Regions from separate parts of the Homo sapiens genome. Here regions 2 and 3 are each linked to region 1. Evidence: chromatin loops called from intact Hi-C (ENCODE). Cell type or tissue: prostate gland. All regions are shown on one strand. Region 1 holds the start of LOC124903177 (a long non-coding RNA gene). Region 2 overlaps FAM124A (family with sequence similarity 124 member A). Region 3 overlaps FAM124A (family with sequence similarity 124 member A).

Region 1 (5,000 bases):
AAAGCACCAGGCAAAGGCCTTCTGCCCTTCATCCTGTGTAAAGCCACTTCTGCCTGGTGGCTCCTGATCTCAGCAGCCTGCCTGCTTACCTGTGCAAGTTCTAAGGGCATGATTCTATCAGCATGGACTCCAAGCAGGGTCTATTCCATTTTCTAAAAGGACAAGTCTGTACTTAGAAACTGGAAGAGCTATTTGTTAAAGTTTTATTTTTCTAGGACTGAGAGACTTATCTAAACTTTATAGCTTTTCCTTTCGTAACAAACTGTAGGCGTAAGTTTCCCAGAACCACATTTTCCATTCAGGTCAAGGGCCCTTTGCACACAGTGATGCTGGTGTTAAGCACTGCTGCAGTTCAGCATCTGGTGCATGAAATCGTGCAAAAGTGCTTGCAGTCTTTATTAACCACTGCGTACAAATAAAACTAGTTAGGAGTGAAATGAATGAGTCCAGTGAATATTAGTCATCTTCATTCAAGACCTGCATTTCACTTCTCTGAGAGAGTCCAAGTTGGCAGGAATTTCCTGGCAGATTAGATGATAATAGTGTTATTAAACACAACTGTGCTTTGGCTTTTTTTTTTTTTTTTGAGACGGAGTCTTGCTCTGTTGCCCAGGCTGGAGTGCAATGGTGTGATCTCGGCTCACCGCGACCTCCACCTCCTGGGTTCAAGTGATTGTCCTGCCTCAGCCTCCCGAGTAGCTGGGATTACAGGCACGCGCCACTATGCTCGGCTACTTTTTGTATTCTTAGTAGAAACGGGGTTTCACCATGTTGGCCAGGCTGGTCTCAAACTCTTGACCTTGTGATCCGCCCGCCTCGGCCTCCCAAAGTGCTGGGATTACAGGCGTGAGCCAATGCACCCGGCCCTGGCTTCCTTTTTTCTTCTCTTACGTGGATGATGTGAACTCCTTCTACAGGACCTGGATGTGTGTTCCCTTGTCATAAAGATAAACGTAAGGGAATGATTCCTCTAATGAACTGATGACAAGGTCTGAGTGGCCCCACAAGCCAGGAGTGACCCCAGACAGCTGTTCTGTTCTCCAACATGAGAAAGAAGGGCTTAGTAGCTACTTCTCTAACACTAAATTCTAAAACTAAAACAAGTATTTGTACACAGGCCCTGCCATCCAAAATTTAATTAGTTTATGTCCAACAACTCCAAACTAGATTTAACTATTTAGGAGAATATTTTGAAACTAGGGTTTCCAAGCAGATTTACAGGAAAAGCTAGTGTTGCTTAAAACCGGTTAGTTCATAGAAGCATTACAAACATTTGTTTATGGCTGTCAAGGGTTGCTCAATATCATTTTGAAAACTTTACAACTAAAAAACAATTCAGATGAGCACTAGAGTTGTAAAGCAGATCTAACATTCTTTTATGCAAAAAGATTAAGCTTTGGCCCCAGGGACAGCAAGGCGTCTCAGGGTGTGGGCTGAGGGTCACCAGTGGGGAGTTGCCTGGGAAGCTTGTCAAAGCACAGATCCACACCGCTCTGGACGGCAACCAGAATCTTAGCAGACAGGGACCGGACATCTCAGAGATTCTCTGTACCCAGCAAAGTTTGAGAACTGCTCCAAGGAAATGCAAGGCTTTCTCTGTACTTCCTCTCAGCCCCCTAAAATCTATCCTTTAAGGAAAAAGAGCCTGACATGAATCAAGGCAAGTACTCAATAAATATTTGGTCAAGTACAAAATGTACTGTGAAGGATCTTACCTCTCCTCTTTTCCGTATGCTGCCAAGGAGCTTGAAGCCACATTTGAACTCAATTATATAAATTTTGTAAGCCTTCACAGCTTGTATTTTCAAGCTTTTTTTTTTCCTCACTCTCAAATTTTTACTGTTATATTCTTCCCAGTTCTAATTTTTACCTTTTATTTATTCACTGCCATTACTTTATTTTATGGTTTTTGTAAGCACTCTCAAATGCTCTGTGGAATAAAATGGGGTATAAGTATATAAACACAGTTTTACACAGTTATAAATCAAAGTGGCCAGTATTTGTGTTCCCGCCATGTTCCTTCCCATGCTAAGATCCTGCCACAGACTGGGCTGCACTCCTTTGTTCTAGCTGTCAGCTGAGAATCTTTTCTCAGAGTCTTTATGAAAGCACCAGCAACCTTACTTGTGTCCTTGGAGCTCGATGGCTGTTCCTTTTCTCCCACCGATGTCCCACATGATGACAGAGTGATCTGAACTGCCTGAGAACAACACCCGCTGGACTGGGTCCCAACAGAGAGCGGTCACCCCACCTGAGAGGACAGACACAACCAGACATCAGTCACAAGGTAAGACTCTTACCCACAAAAGAAATGTGAATGCAGCGGAGACAGAACCTAGTGCAGTTCCTGGCATACAATAAATTCTTATTGAAAGAACAATCAAGTAAGTCCCCAAAGAGAAAAAAGTTGGCTCCAAGGAAATTCCCACCCTTTAAGCATTTTTCACCAACATTTCATGTACCATAAAATCAATTACTGTAAAGACCAAAAGAAAATAAAAAAGACAATAAATTGACCTTCAAAAGGGAGACATAATTCTAAGAAGAATGGAAAATATTGCACTGTTTGGAAATATTAACCACATTTTCTTAACTGCTGCCTGCCTCCCACCCCTGACAATAACAGATGAGAAGGAAATGGGTTTACAAATGCTCAATTAGATTTTTTATTCTTGAATATCAGATTTAATTAGGCCACAATATCAGAATTTAAAATTATGTTTGCTCTTTGGGAATTTTAATTTACAGATTCCGGGCAAACTTCTTATGTTCTTAAATGTCAGTTTCCTCAACTGTAAAATGCAGATGATGGTAACACCATGACCACTATGACTATTACTAAGAATGAAAACATCAACCCAGCCATTACCTACTTCATACGGTTGTGGTGAGAATTAGATCAATTACATAGGACCATTCTACCACTCTAAACTTGTTGTGCAGTATAGATGTGGGTTATTAGGATTACTGTAGTGGTATGGCTATAAAATATTATAATAGATTTTCTATGGTAGTCCCTTTGTAAATCAAACCCTTATATACTGAGAACAATAAGAATTTTTTCCACTTAAGATGTGCACAAAGCCTGCAAACACTTAAGAATGTCAGAAATACTCATTTTTTACATTATTAAAAATATTATATTCTGAAAAGAACATAAAATAGCTTCTCATTTGTTGGAATCTGACATTTTTCTTATTGAGATTATCAGTTTGTTCTAATGAAGTGCTACACTTAAGAGCTTTCAGGGAAGTTTCTCTCATACATTTGTTTCAGGAGAATACTTTCTTATTTGTCATATGACTCTTCTTAGTAAGACATTTTTTAAGATCAAAAAGTAGGGGGAACCCCAAACTCTACTATTCTGGATTATGCTTCCTAGCGTCTTCCTAAACCTGCACCCCATGCTGCTGGTATACACTCCTGCTCATGTAAGAATAAACATGGCTTCCCCAAGTGCATATGTGGTTAGCCACTGCATGTAGCCCAGCCCTCACCCCCGACCACCAACATTCCCCACAACAGCAACCAAACACAGTGATGGATGCAGACAGGCCGCTCACTGTGTTGTCTGTTAAAATGTATTGTCTGCTGAATGAAGGAGCAGATGAATGCAAACATAAAGATAATTTTCTCCACTTCACACAAGTTCTTGCTTAAAGGTCACCTCCTCAGAAACATCTTCCTTGACTACACTCATCACTCTCCTGATTATTCTTTTTTTTTTTTTTTTTTTTTTTTTTTTTTTAAATTCATTGTCTCCTGCCCCAGTAGAATAGAAGCTCTAGGAGGGCGGGAACTGTGGCTTGTTCACCACGGGATCACCAAAACCTAGAATTCTGCCTGGCTTACCCACAGCAAACACTCAATAAGCCTGGACAAATGGGCAAATGATTGAATGAAGGAGTAAGAATATGAAAGAAATGCCCTTGGCTTTGTTCTTGGCAGATTAAACAGGCATATGACATCTATTAATGGGTTAATATTAGATTAAATGGGTTAATTAGATTAAATGAGTTAAGATTAAATGGGTTAATATATATAAGCACACAAAACAGTACCTAGCGCATGGGAAGCATGTGCCTGGCTGACTACTATTGTTAATGTGATGCCTGCATCTGTTCGACTACTCACATCTTTAGGTCATGGCATACCCATCTCAAGGACAATCTCTGAGATGGTCTCACTTGACTGACTAAGCCACTCCAACTGGGGGGCTAGATAAGAGAAAGGTGGCAAGTGTTTGATTTCCCCTATATAACACGTGAAATGGGTAGCTTAGGTTCTTTAAGGCATCATTATCAGATTTAATAATGGTGGGCACTGGTAAAAAGAATGATTAGAAAGGCTTACTTGACTCAGTTAAAAAGACTTAATTGGAAGGGTTGTTCATTCTGTCAGAATCAACATGGAAATATTGAAATAGGGCTTACCATGACCCAGGTGACAGATACCTTTAGACTTCCCTGACCGATATATACCTACACATCTAAGAACACTACACCATGGGGCCGGGTGCGGTAGCTCACGCCTGTAATCCCAGCACTTTGGGAGGCCAAGGCGGGCTGATCACGAGGTCAGGAGTTTGAGACCAGCCTGGCCAATATGATGAAACCCCATCTCTACTAAAAATACAAAAATTAGCTGGGCGTGGTGGCGCGCACCTGTAGTTCCAGCTACTTGGGAGGCTGAGGCAGAAGAATCGCTTGAACCCAGGAGGCAGGGGTTGCAGTGAGCAGAGATCACGCCACTGCACTCCAGCCTGGGCAACAGAGTGAGACTCCGTCTCCAAACAAAACAAAACAAAAAACACTGCACCATGAGGAGCCAGCTCTCTGCCTTCTTTGTTGGTGACTATGGGATGAGGATGGTTTATGGGGATAGAAGAGAAAGTTTGGATATGGTATTATAAGTGTACAGGCTCTGGAACCAGAATCTAGTCTTAAATCCCAGCCCTATCTTTATTAGGTATAGGACCTTGGACAAGTTACTTAACGTTT
Region 2 (5,000 bases), 450 kb after region 1:
GTGATTTAAAACTACATAATATTGTTACCTAGAGTCATCCTGCAGTGATACAGGACACTAGAACTTATTCCTCCTGTCTAGCTATAATTTCGTGTCCTCTAACAAATCTCTCCCCTTCCCTCCTTTCCCCCTAACCTTCCCAGCCTCTAGTATCCTCTGTTTTACTTTTTACTTCTAGGAGTTCAAAAGTAATATTAATCTTAATGAATGAGGTTTTGGGAACCCTCTTAAGTTTTGCCCCTGAGGCATGTACCTCACTTACTGCACCCTACTCCTCCCACTTTGCAAATGAGGAACCCAAGAGTGAGAAATGGAATAGCTTGATTAGGGTCACACAGCTAGCAAGTCTGGGTGGGATTCAAAGTCCGATACGTGTGACCCCAAAGCCCTGCTTCTCTCCATTGGGCTATCTTGGTGCTTCACTCTTCATTTTCGAATGTGAATGATGAGAGAGAAGGCGAGGTGGGGGGGGGAGCAGGAGGAGGAGGAGATGGAGGAGGAGGAGGAGGAGATGGAGGAGGAGGAGGAGGAGATGGAGGAGGAGGAGGAGGAGGAGATGGAGGAGGAGGAGGAGGAGGAGATGGAGGAGGAGGAGGAGGAGATGGAGGAGGAGGAGATGGAGGAGGAGGAGAAGGAGGAGAGATGGAGGAGGAGATGGAGGAGGAGGAGGAGATGGAGGAGGAGGAGGAGATGGAGGAGATGGAGATGCTCCTTATTGGTGTAGGGGTGTGTGTGGTGGTTTGGCGTGGATTTGGTGGCACAGGAAAACCCCAAGTCATGGGTATATTGCAGGAAGCTGAAAATTCAGGTCTAGCACCCAGGAAAGTGTGGCTGAATGTGCAAGAGAGGCCAGGCCCATGCAGGATGGGAAAGGAAAGCCAGTGTCCTCCAAATGGAAAGCTCCAGTGTGTACTGAATTTGGAGCAAAGGTGAACAGAATGTGACCATGCAGAATTCCCTGGGTGGGCCACAGGTGGTCAGGTCACAGTCCTGAGCCTGCTGCCAGATTCCCAGGCGCTCACCTCCACAGCTGCAGCCAGTTCACCATTTCCAGCAAGGGTAAAGCTGGCCAGAGGGAATACTCCTGGGAAGCCATTGTGGGGGTAGGGGGCAGTGAGCTCTGAAATGACCAAATGACCAAAGAGGTCACTGCAGGAGTGCAGAACCAGCTCGGGTGATGAACACAGGCCCAGACAGCCACAGAGCTTTATGGCCAAGGAGAATTTCAGAGGCCCTGGCATGAGGTGATTTAGCTCATATCGGGCACAGGAGGCTCATTTTGCAGGAAGTGGAACATAACTCTTGGAGTAGAAATAGGTTGAGGAGTCTCCCGCTGCACCTCAGTTTCCTCTGTTCTGACAGGCTGCATTTTCAGTCTTCAGGCCACTGCTAAGAGCTACGCCCCCGGCAGTCAATCCAGCCTACTCTTTAGTCTCCTCTTGCTTCTTACCTCATTAGGATCTGACACATCTTATGTGATGAGGAAACCTGGGGAGGTAGTAGACGCTTCTGGCCTTGGTTGAACAGGGGCAAGGTTAGCTTCAGAAAGGGAAGCAACCTTATTATCGGCCCTTCTGTTTCTAAACTCTACAGATACGGCCTCAAGAGCATTGGAGAAGCCCAGCCCTCTAGGCTTTCTGCTGAGAGAAATTTCCACCTTGCTGCACAGTGCGGCCGGAGAAGGATGTCTAGGGAGCCTCACCCACAAGCTGTGGGTGCGCTGTCTCCTCCAGCTGTTGCTGATTCTGTCCCCCAAGCAAGAAAGCCCAAGACTTGGTCCAAATTAGTAACCCTACAGAGAAAATCCCTAATGAAAATCCCCTGGTGAGAAAGAGATTTTAGAAATCTGTGCTAAGAAAAACTTGTTTTTTTCTGAGGAACTGTGTTGAGGAAACTTAAATTACAATGAAAGAAGACAGTGTTTCTAGATTCCTTTTTTTTTTTTTTTTTTTTTTGAGACGGAGTCTCGCTCGGTTGCTCAGGCTGGAGTGCAGTGGCACGATCTCGGCTCACTCACTGCAAGCTCCGTCTCCCGGGTTCAAGCCATTCTCCTGCCTCAGCCTCCCGAGTAGCTGGGACGACAGGCTCCCGCCATCACGCCCGGCTAATTTTTTGTATTTTTAGTAGAGACGGGGTTTCACTGTGTTGCCAGGGTGGTCTCTATCTCCTGACCTCGTGATCCACCCGCCTCAGCCTCCCAAAGTGCTGGGATTACAAGCGTGAGACACCGCACCTGGCCTAGATTCTTTAATCGTAAATGAGAACTAGACAGCTACTCATCTCTTTCCCTTTTCGCTCTGGCTTCCAGGAAATTCCAGGAAACTGCTGTAGCAGTTACATTTTTCTTTACGGTGGACATAGTTGTAGACTCCTTTTTGGGGGCCTGCTTTACTATTTGCATTGTGTTGTTTCATTTGGAAATTAAATTGCCTCAATCCTTTGTAGACATAAACAGCTTAAAAAATTAAATGCAGGATAATAAAGTGAAGTTCATCCAGGTGGAGGCTTCTTCAATGAAAAGGGCACTCAGTGACCCTCCCGGGCACAGCGGCCACCAGGTGGCACCAAAGCTTCCCCACAGCCACCTTCAGGGATGCGATTTGGCTTGAAAGCGTTTCTGTTTAGCTAGCCGGCCGGTTCTTGGGCTGTGCCACACACATTCAGAGTGACTCCAATCCAAAATGCTCTGGGTTTAGCTTTAGGGACTGAGCAAGGCTGATCTAAGGGAGTCAGGCAGCCTCTTTCAGGTGCTCAATTGATAAGATCAATATTTCAAATGTCTCAAATGGACCACTCCCAGCCAGAACAGGGCAGTGGGGCATGGTGAAGCAGCTCCATTTTTCTTTCTTTTTTTTTTTTTTTTTGAGATGGAGTCTTGCTTTGTCACCCAGGCTGGAGTGCAGTGGTGTGATCTCAGCTCACTGCAACCTCTGCCTCCCAGGTTCAAGCAATTCTCCTGCCTCAGCCTCTCAAGTAGCTAGGATTACAGGTGTGTGCCACCATGCCCAGCTAATTTCTGTATTTTTAGTAGAGAAGGGGTTTCACCATGTTAGCCAGGCTGAGCTCAAACTCCTGACCTCAAGTGATTCACCCACCTCGGCCTCCCAAACTGTTGGGATTACAGGTGTGAGCTACCGTACCTGGCCTACAGCTCCATTTTTCTATGCCACCATCCCAGATAACAGGAGGCGACACCCTCATCACAGAGTTCATGGAGGTTGTCAGTGGGACCCAGAAGGGGTCTTTTTGCCTTCACCGTGTATTCTAGTGACTTCAGTCTGAAATGAGTGTGTTGTTCCTTATAGTGGGCACATCACTGGACACGGGTCCTCAGCCCTCTAAGATGGAAATTGTTAAAAAGACCCAAGCCTGCCGACATTACCATTCATGTTTGCCTCCATTATTCACTCAGGGAAATCAGATCTTTTAAAGCCACTTTGTAAATAGACCTCTGTGCCCAAGACTAGAAAAAGCCTTCAGTAAAAGGTGGAAGAATGTACTTATATATAATCTTTAAATTCAGGTTCCTGACCCTTTGTGGTTCCATTTGTTATAATAATAGTGTGTCAAAAGGTGTTTCCCTTGAGAACGCAATTTATTCATGTCAGCTTCTCATGCTATTTTCTGAAGCCTCTGTAGTATCTGATCAATTGTATTTCTCAGGAATGCAAGAGAAGCAGAACCCTACAAATGATGAGCACATGGAGCCATGTGGCCTGGGGCGGAGAAGGAGAGGGTGACTATTCAGCTATTCCTACTTCTCTCCTGAAATTCATACCCAGGGATCACTGGTCAGAACTGGTCACTGATACCGGTCTGAGGGTATGAGGAGGGAGAAGCTGTCCACAGTTGGTTTTATTGCCCTTAAAAATCTTACAGGAATTCAATGAATCTATTCAGATGCCTCTTGGCTGACAGTTTGGAGCACTAATTCATCTACAGAAAGTAGAAAGATAGGCCGGGCGCTCTGTCTCATGCCTGTAATCCCAGCACTTTGGGAGGCTGCAGTGGGAGGAGGGTTAGAGTCCAGGAGTTTGAGACCAGCCTGGGCAACATAGCAAGACTGTCTCTACAAAAAATAAAAAATTAGTGGGGCATAGTGGTGCATGTGTAGTCCCAGCTACTCAGAAAGCTGAGGTGGGTGGATCACTTGAGCCTGGGAGGTTGAGGCTGCAGTAAGCCATGATTGTGCCACCGCACTAAGCCTGGGTGACAGTGATATCCTTCCTGTCTCAAAAAAAAAAAAAAAAAAAAAAAAGGAAAATAGGGAGGTAGGAAGATACCTCCGTTTCTCCTGATTTATTTGTGGCCGGGAGCTCATTCTAAGTAAAGTAAACATGTAGTCTCACCTGGGAACGCACTGGGTGGTACAGTCCAGTTCACTCTGCTGTGACTGTTCCCCTGCCCTCAGACCCGGAGGCTCAAGGAGCAGCCACTACTAAAACCCAATTTATTCAAGCACACATCAACCCTCCCATGTCACAAAAGTCTCTGCAGTGGCTCACCCACTGCTTCCACCAGTTCCTCTTATGCTCCTTTTAACCAGTTGAGGTGACCCAAGATGATTTCTGTAGGACTTGCCAGGTGAGTTGGGGACAGACAGAGAAAGATTTGCTCTTTAAAGCAGACACTAGGTGGTGTTTAGTGTAGGCCAAAGTGGGACCGTGAGCAGTAATTTGGGGTTGAGGGGATCTTACTTGGAAAAGAGGCAAATGAGGGATGGGATGTAACTCAACCAGAGCACTTACCAACACATCCCCTCCCTGGCAATGCTGGAGGAAGCGTAAGGCCAAGGAAACAAGAGACACGGTTCCATTAAGCGACAAAAAACCAGGGCTACAATCTAGACTTCTTACACTACAGAGCCTAATACATAGATATAATTTATGAGACAACCTCAATATTTTTCAATTGAACACATTTATTGAGCACCTACAATGTGCCAGCATCTTTTACAAGGATAATACTCCAAACGAGTCAGGATCCTCCAGAGAGTATTG
Region 3 (5,000 bases), 510 kb after region 1:
CACACAAGTATTTTAGAAAAATCATTCTGAAAAGAAATGTAGCCTCTGGGCAAAACTGAGTGGAATGGAAATGGTGGCACAGAGAGAGAGAGAGTTCAACTGAGCTTTCTCTGGTTTTAGGAATGCAGGAGCTTTGGGGAATGAGTGCAAATCTCTGAAGCATTATTCTCATTATTACTAAGGTTCTTAATAACTAAGGGGCAACATTTGGTCTCCAGTTGGCTGAACTGACCAGAAATTGCTCATTGCAGTTATACTAATAATGAAATATAATTTGACACTAAATTACAAATCCAGATATAAAACTATCTGCTCAGTCTGTTATTGCAAAGGAAAACTAAGCCAGAACATCAATAAATAGAATAATCCAATTAAGTGTCTCTCCATTTGGGAACTATTTAGAATTCAGAGTTTAACAGGCTAGTGAGATAGGGCAAAACAATTTAATATTTACTGATTTAAACAATCAGGGCCTTTATATTAAGACAATTACTTTTGTTAATTTAAAATAAGTATTCAATCAATCTGAATGGCTTTGGTCATTTATGTAGTAATCTTAATCACTCTCAATTCTTTCTAGTTATGAGGCATAATTTCTCATGAGTAAATTTACCTGTACTTTAATATTAAATATAAGCACCTTTTTAATAACCAGAGTGTCTTTGTAAACATATTCCTGATCATTTTCTGCTGCATATAATAACCACTTATAAGCCAGGAATTACAAATACAGGATGATGGATTGATAAAAATGTCTGTATTCTTTTAGCCACATTTAAGTGGAAAAGTAATAGCTAAATTCCCTAATTACAACCTACATCGGTTATACATACTGATATATATGTATATCAATGTGCATACGTATTGGTACATATGTATTGGCATGTATAACCAATGTAGGTTATAATTAGGGAATTTAGCTATCACTTTTCCACTTTAGCTATAACTGTTCCAACTGTTAACACACTTCGCAGGATTTTGCCAGAGATAGATGTTCCCTCCATTGGAGAGGGAAGGATATTTGCCTGCAGATGCAGACATGCAAGGGAAGAGATTTTGCAAGAGATGAGCTGGAGCAACTGCAGGGATCCAGGAATTGTGCTCTGAGCTTTCTGTTTGCCTGAGGGTAGCAGGTATCTGATAGATGTTTGTTCAATGAAAGCGCTACCTCAGATTCTTCAGAGATGATGCTCCTAGAAGCATCCACAAGCAGCTGATAAAGCCTGGGTTACATCCTTCAGGCTGAATTTCTGTATGATCAGATTCTCCAGGAAAAGCCTCCACTTCCAGAGTTACAGCATCCTGTACCACATTCTTTGGCAAAGATGCTTTGGTGATTCTTACCTACTATAAAACCATGTACACACATGGCCTCTAGGGTACTGACCTCTCCGGGGACCGTTAGACAATGCTGAAGGATGTTTAAAAGATACTTACTGCTCGTGGAGGACAGGTGGCTGTAGTCGGACCTGAAACACAAGACCTCAGCGTTAGTAGAATTCTTTATCCAAATGATTTATTCAAGCCAGAATTTTAAACAGTCAGTGGTAAGTAGCATTTAGCTGGTAAAGAAATGTCACCAATTAAAAACTGCAGTGCTAAGGCTCATTTTATGCAAAATAAAGTTATGTCTGAATTTGAAAGAAAACTTTAAAGGAACTTTAGAATTCTGGGGGCTCTCATGTGAGTTCTGCAAATTCCTCTGATGAGGTTTGGAAGAAGCCATCTAAAGGTTTAGCAAAAATATTGAATGGTTATTTCTCTGGGGAGAAGCCCCAAAGTTTTCAACAGATTCACCACTCACAGATTCACTCCAAAGGTTACTGCAAATGAGCACCCTTCAAATATTCGCACAACACCATGGGGAAATGTTCTTTGCTAACATAAGCAGAGGATCCCAGCGCGAGGAGAGAGGGAACCTCAGCTGCGAAGGTTTCCACATTCAAGGTGGGGCTGACCACCAGGAAACAAAGGCACAATGATATTTCCACTGATTTCAGTTCCATCTGAGAAGAAAGCCTGCTGGATATTAGAGTAACAGGATGTGAGCTGTGATCGGGAAAGGGAAAAGGCAGGCTAAGGCTGGGGTGAAATCGCCCTTTCAGTTTCTATGCTGAGAAATCAGCTGCTGGCATTCAGCCTCCGTAAGAGTGGGGCTCTGGCCAAGGATCTGCTTAATCTCTAGTAAGTTTCTGCCCTACTTCTGTAGCTGTTAAGACTTTCCTCTCTGGCAACAAATTTGATATGGAAGCTACTTATTTTCTTCCCCTAGTGTCCCAAAGTCATTCTCAGTAGGAAATTAATCACTTTAGCACGTAGGGATTTATTCTGCCATGGAAGTTAGGGGACGAAGTTATGCAAATAAACTGCTTAATTATGTTTAATTTTATAGATATACATTCCTTTTATCTCCTTAGTCTCCTGCTGCCTTTCCTGAATCATCCAATTTTCACTCCATTGAACTTCTTGCCACATTTAAAAAAGTACATGCAAAACTTTTTAAAAAAATCATAAGCAGCATGCCTCTTACTGATTAAAATAACCTACATCACTCAAAATGCTGCATTGATTTATTGGTCGAGGAACAAAATGGAAGAAAACAACATGTGGTTTTCACTTTCACAAATGAAATACTTTAGTAGTCATGGAATCAATGAATTTTAAAACTGGAAAGAATAACAACTACCAACATTTGCATATCCCTTTATATATTACAAACTGCATTCATATATATATATATAATTCAATATTTTATTGACTAGGAAATTAAAGTGATACTATCTGTACAGAGGCCAGGAGGTGAGCAATGATTAGTGACTGAAGTTGAGTGTGCACGGTGGGTGGAGAGGAAGGACTCCGAAGGCAGAAGGGATTGACTGGCTAGCACATGGTGACATACTAGCTAAGGGAGACAACAGAGAGGGGAGGGTCAAGGATTAGCAACATTCTGAAGCCCAGGATTTGTAACCCAGTACTGGTGCATTAAATTCTTTCTGGAACCATTCAGGACATAAACTTTAGAACAATACTTGGAAATGTAATTATATATAAACTTAGTGACTGCTCAGCAAATATCCACTGTGGTAGATGCAACAGGAAAACAACTTGATTACAATAAAATCATCTTAAGATGGACAGACTTTAAAGAAATGTCATGACTATTCAAATACAACACACAATAAGAATGGCGATATTTCTATTTCTTTTATTCTTTAAAATGTGTATTTTCAGCTAGGATTTTCCAAATTCTCTTGAAGCAGATGGGATTCACATATGCATACATTTTAAAGATCTGCATACAGATGGATATGTATGTAGAATGAAATTTACACTTGAAACATAGTTCAAGAATCTTAAAGTGCAACAGTATTTTAGTGTCTTGGGACAGGTGCTGGCATAACTGATGCCCCTCTATGAGTCCCTCCACGTTTCTAGAGACTAAGGGCACCACCGGGTTGGGCCCGCCGAATGGTCAGCCTTCTGACAATCACGCTGATCCTGCTGCAGTTCCCTCCACATACAGCAGCCAATCTTTGCAAAGGATAAATCTGATCATGTCTCTCTCTGGATGAAATTCAAGCTCGCTAGTGTAAAACACAAACCCCTCTCTCCGTGACGGATGGCCCAGCTCTGCTGTCCAACTTTCACCCGGGTCCACCGTCACAACGGAAACACACAGAAAGTCACCTACAGCCTCCCACTGCTCTCCAGCCTCTGATCCTCAGTATATGCAATTTGTACACAGTTGCCATAATGATGGAGACACAATTTTGAATTGCTCTTTTCACTTGATACCATCATAACATGCTGCTACACATTTCCTGTAATTATCATTTTAAATTAATACACTATAATTTATTCAACCCTTTTGTTGGCTAAATGATCGCTCCTGGTTGTTCACCTTTACAAAACACACGGCAATGAGGTATTTATGAATATGGCTTTATATTTATTTTCTTTTCCTTAGAAAAATTATCATGGGTGGAAATATAGACTGATTTGAGGTATAAATACTTTTATAGCTCTTAAAATATATTCCAAATAACCTCAAAAGCTTATTTACTAGAAATACGGTTAGGAAAGACAAACTACAAAGCTTGAAACAATTCTGCACATAATAAATAGGTTCAAACCATTTCAGAGAATAACCAGGTATTTCATTAGGGTTCTCTGGACAAGTCTGTACTCTGGACAAGTTTTTTTTAGGCAAGAGGAACAGCAGTAGGGTAGCTGCCTTGAGATTTCTGTTTATTGGTCTCACCTTTTAAGAATTTAGTTAGCTGGCTATGCATAAGACATTCAGCCCTGCCAGAATGAAGCATGAAAGGTGAATTTAGAATGAAAAATTTATACACGATATAGAGCAGAATAATACAAAAATTATGTACATTCACACACCTGACAAATATAGACACATTTCCAAATATTATTTACTATTTGTGCCAATAATGAACAGAAAGTTAGATGCAGTCCCTTGTCTATATTAATTACAATATTACATATAGGGATTACATAGAGGTTCTGTACTTAAGACAGTTTACCCTATCAGACAGCAGCCTAGCTACCAAATGATATACTACATATATACAGAATACTACATATATATATATACTACATATATACAGAATAAATTATTTTCCAGGAAAATCATGGCATAAGAATTGATCTTGGCATTCCTGTAAAATTGATCTTGATGTTTCTGTAAAACATCAGCTATTGAGCATCATGAACTTCTTCTGTTAACCCTCATTGCACTGAATTAAATTTAGTGTTAACTAGCTCCACCTTGAATACAAAGATAACAAAGTACTAACAAACGATCTGGTCTTCTATACAGCATTTCCCCTTTCATCTTTTTAAAAGACCTATCCCATTTAAAAATTCATCCCACCTATTCTTTTCCACCCACCTATTTAAAGTCTAGACCCCTGATTTTTTGTTATGTCTTAAGTCACAGCGAAGTATCAATTGGAGGTCCTCCAAAGAAACAGGGCATGGTA

The links. Hi-C counts contacts between places; a loop is a spot of excess contacts. Peaks named below come from ENCODE experiments on the same cell type or tissue, not always from the same donor. Only the 100,000 strongest peaks of a DNase experiment are listed, where the experiment ranks them.
Region 2: it touches region 1 in a loop (2.5-fold over the local background); 2 of 110 quality-filtered maps call a loop at or near these places.
Region 3: a loop joins it to region 1, with 2.6 times the contacts of the local background. A loop is called at or near these places in 5 of 110 quality-filtered maps.

The regions. Positions count from the first base shown.
Region 1 is chr13:51,736,300-51,741,299 of GRCh38, reverse strand. It overlaps WDFY2 (WD repeat and FYVE domain containing 2), which reads right to left. Exons shown (of 12, transcript NM_052950.4): 7 at 2,125-2,251. It overlaps LOC124903177 (a long non-coding RNA gene), which reads left to right and starts at 2,202. Exons shown (of 2, transcript XR_007063807.1): 1 at 2,202-2,287. In prostate gland, no CTCF peak of the experiment used is centred here; DNase peaks (open chromatin) are centred at 1,493, 1,699 and 2,119; H3K27ac peaks cover 2,889 bases.
Region 2 is chr13:51,284,143-51,289,142 of GRCh38, reverse strand. It overlaps FAM124A (family with sequence similarity 124 member A), which reads right to left. Exons shown (of 4, transcript NM_001242312.2): 4 at 4,904-5,000. Among named protein-coding and RNA genes, the nearest start is that of SERPINE3, 53 kb to the left of the region's middle. In prostate gland, a CTCF peak has its summit at 2,547 (motif pointing right); a DNase peak (open chromatin) is centred at 2,582.
Region 3 is chr13:51,227,817-51,232,816 of GRCh38, reverse strand. FAM124A (family with sequence similarity 124 member A) reads right to left here. Exons shown (of 4, transcript NM_001242312.2): 2 at 1,438-1,469. Among named protein-coding and RNA genes, the nearest start is that of FAM124A, 7.9 kb to the right of the region's middle. In prostate gland, no CTCF peak of the experiment used is centred here; a DNase peak (open chromatin) is centred at 2,125.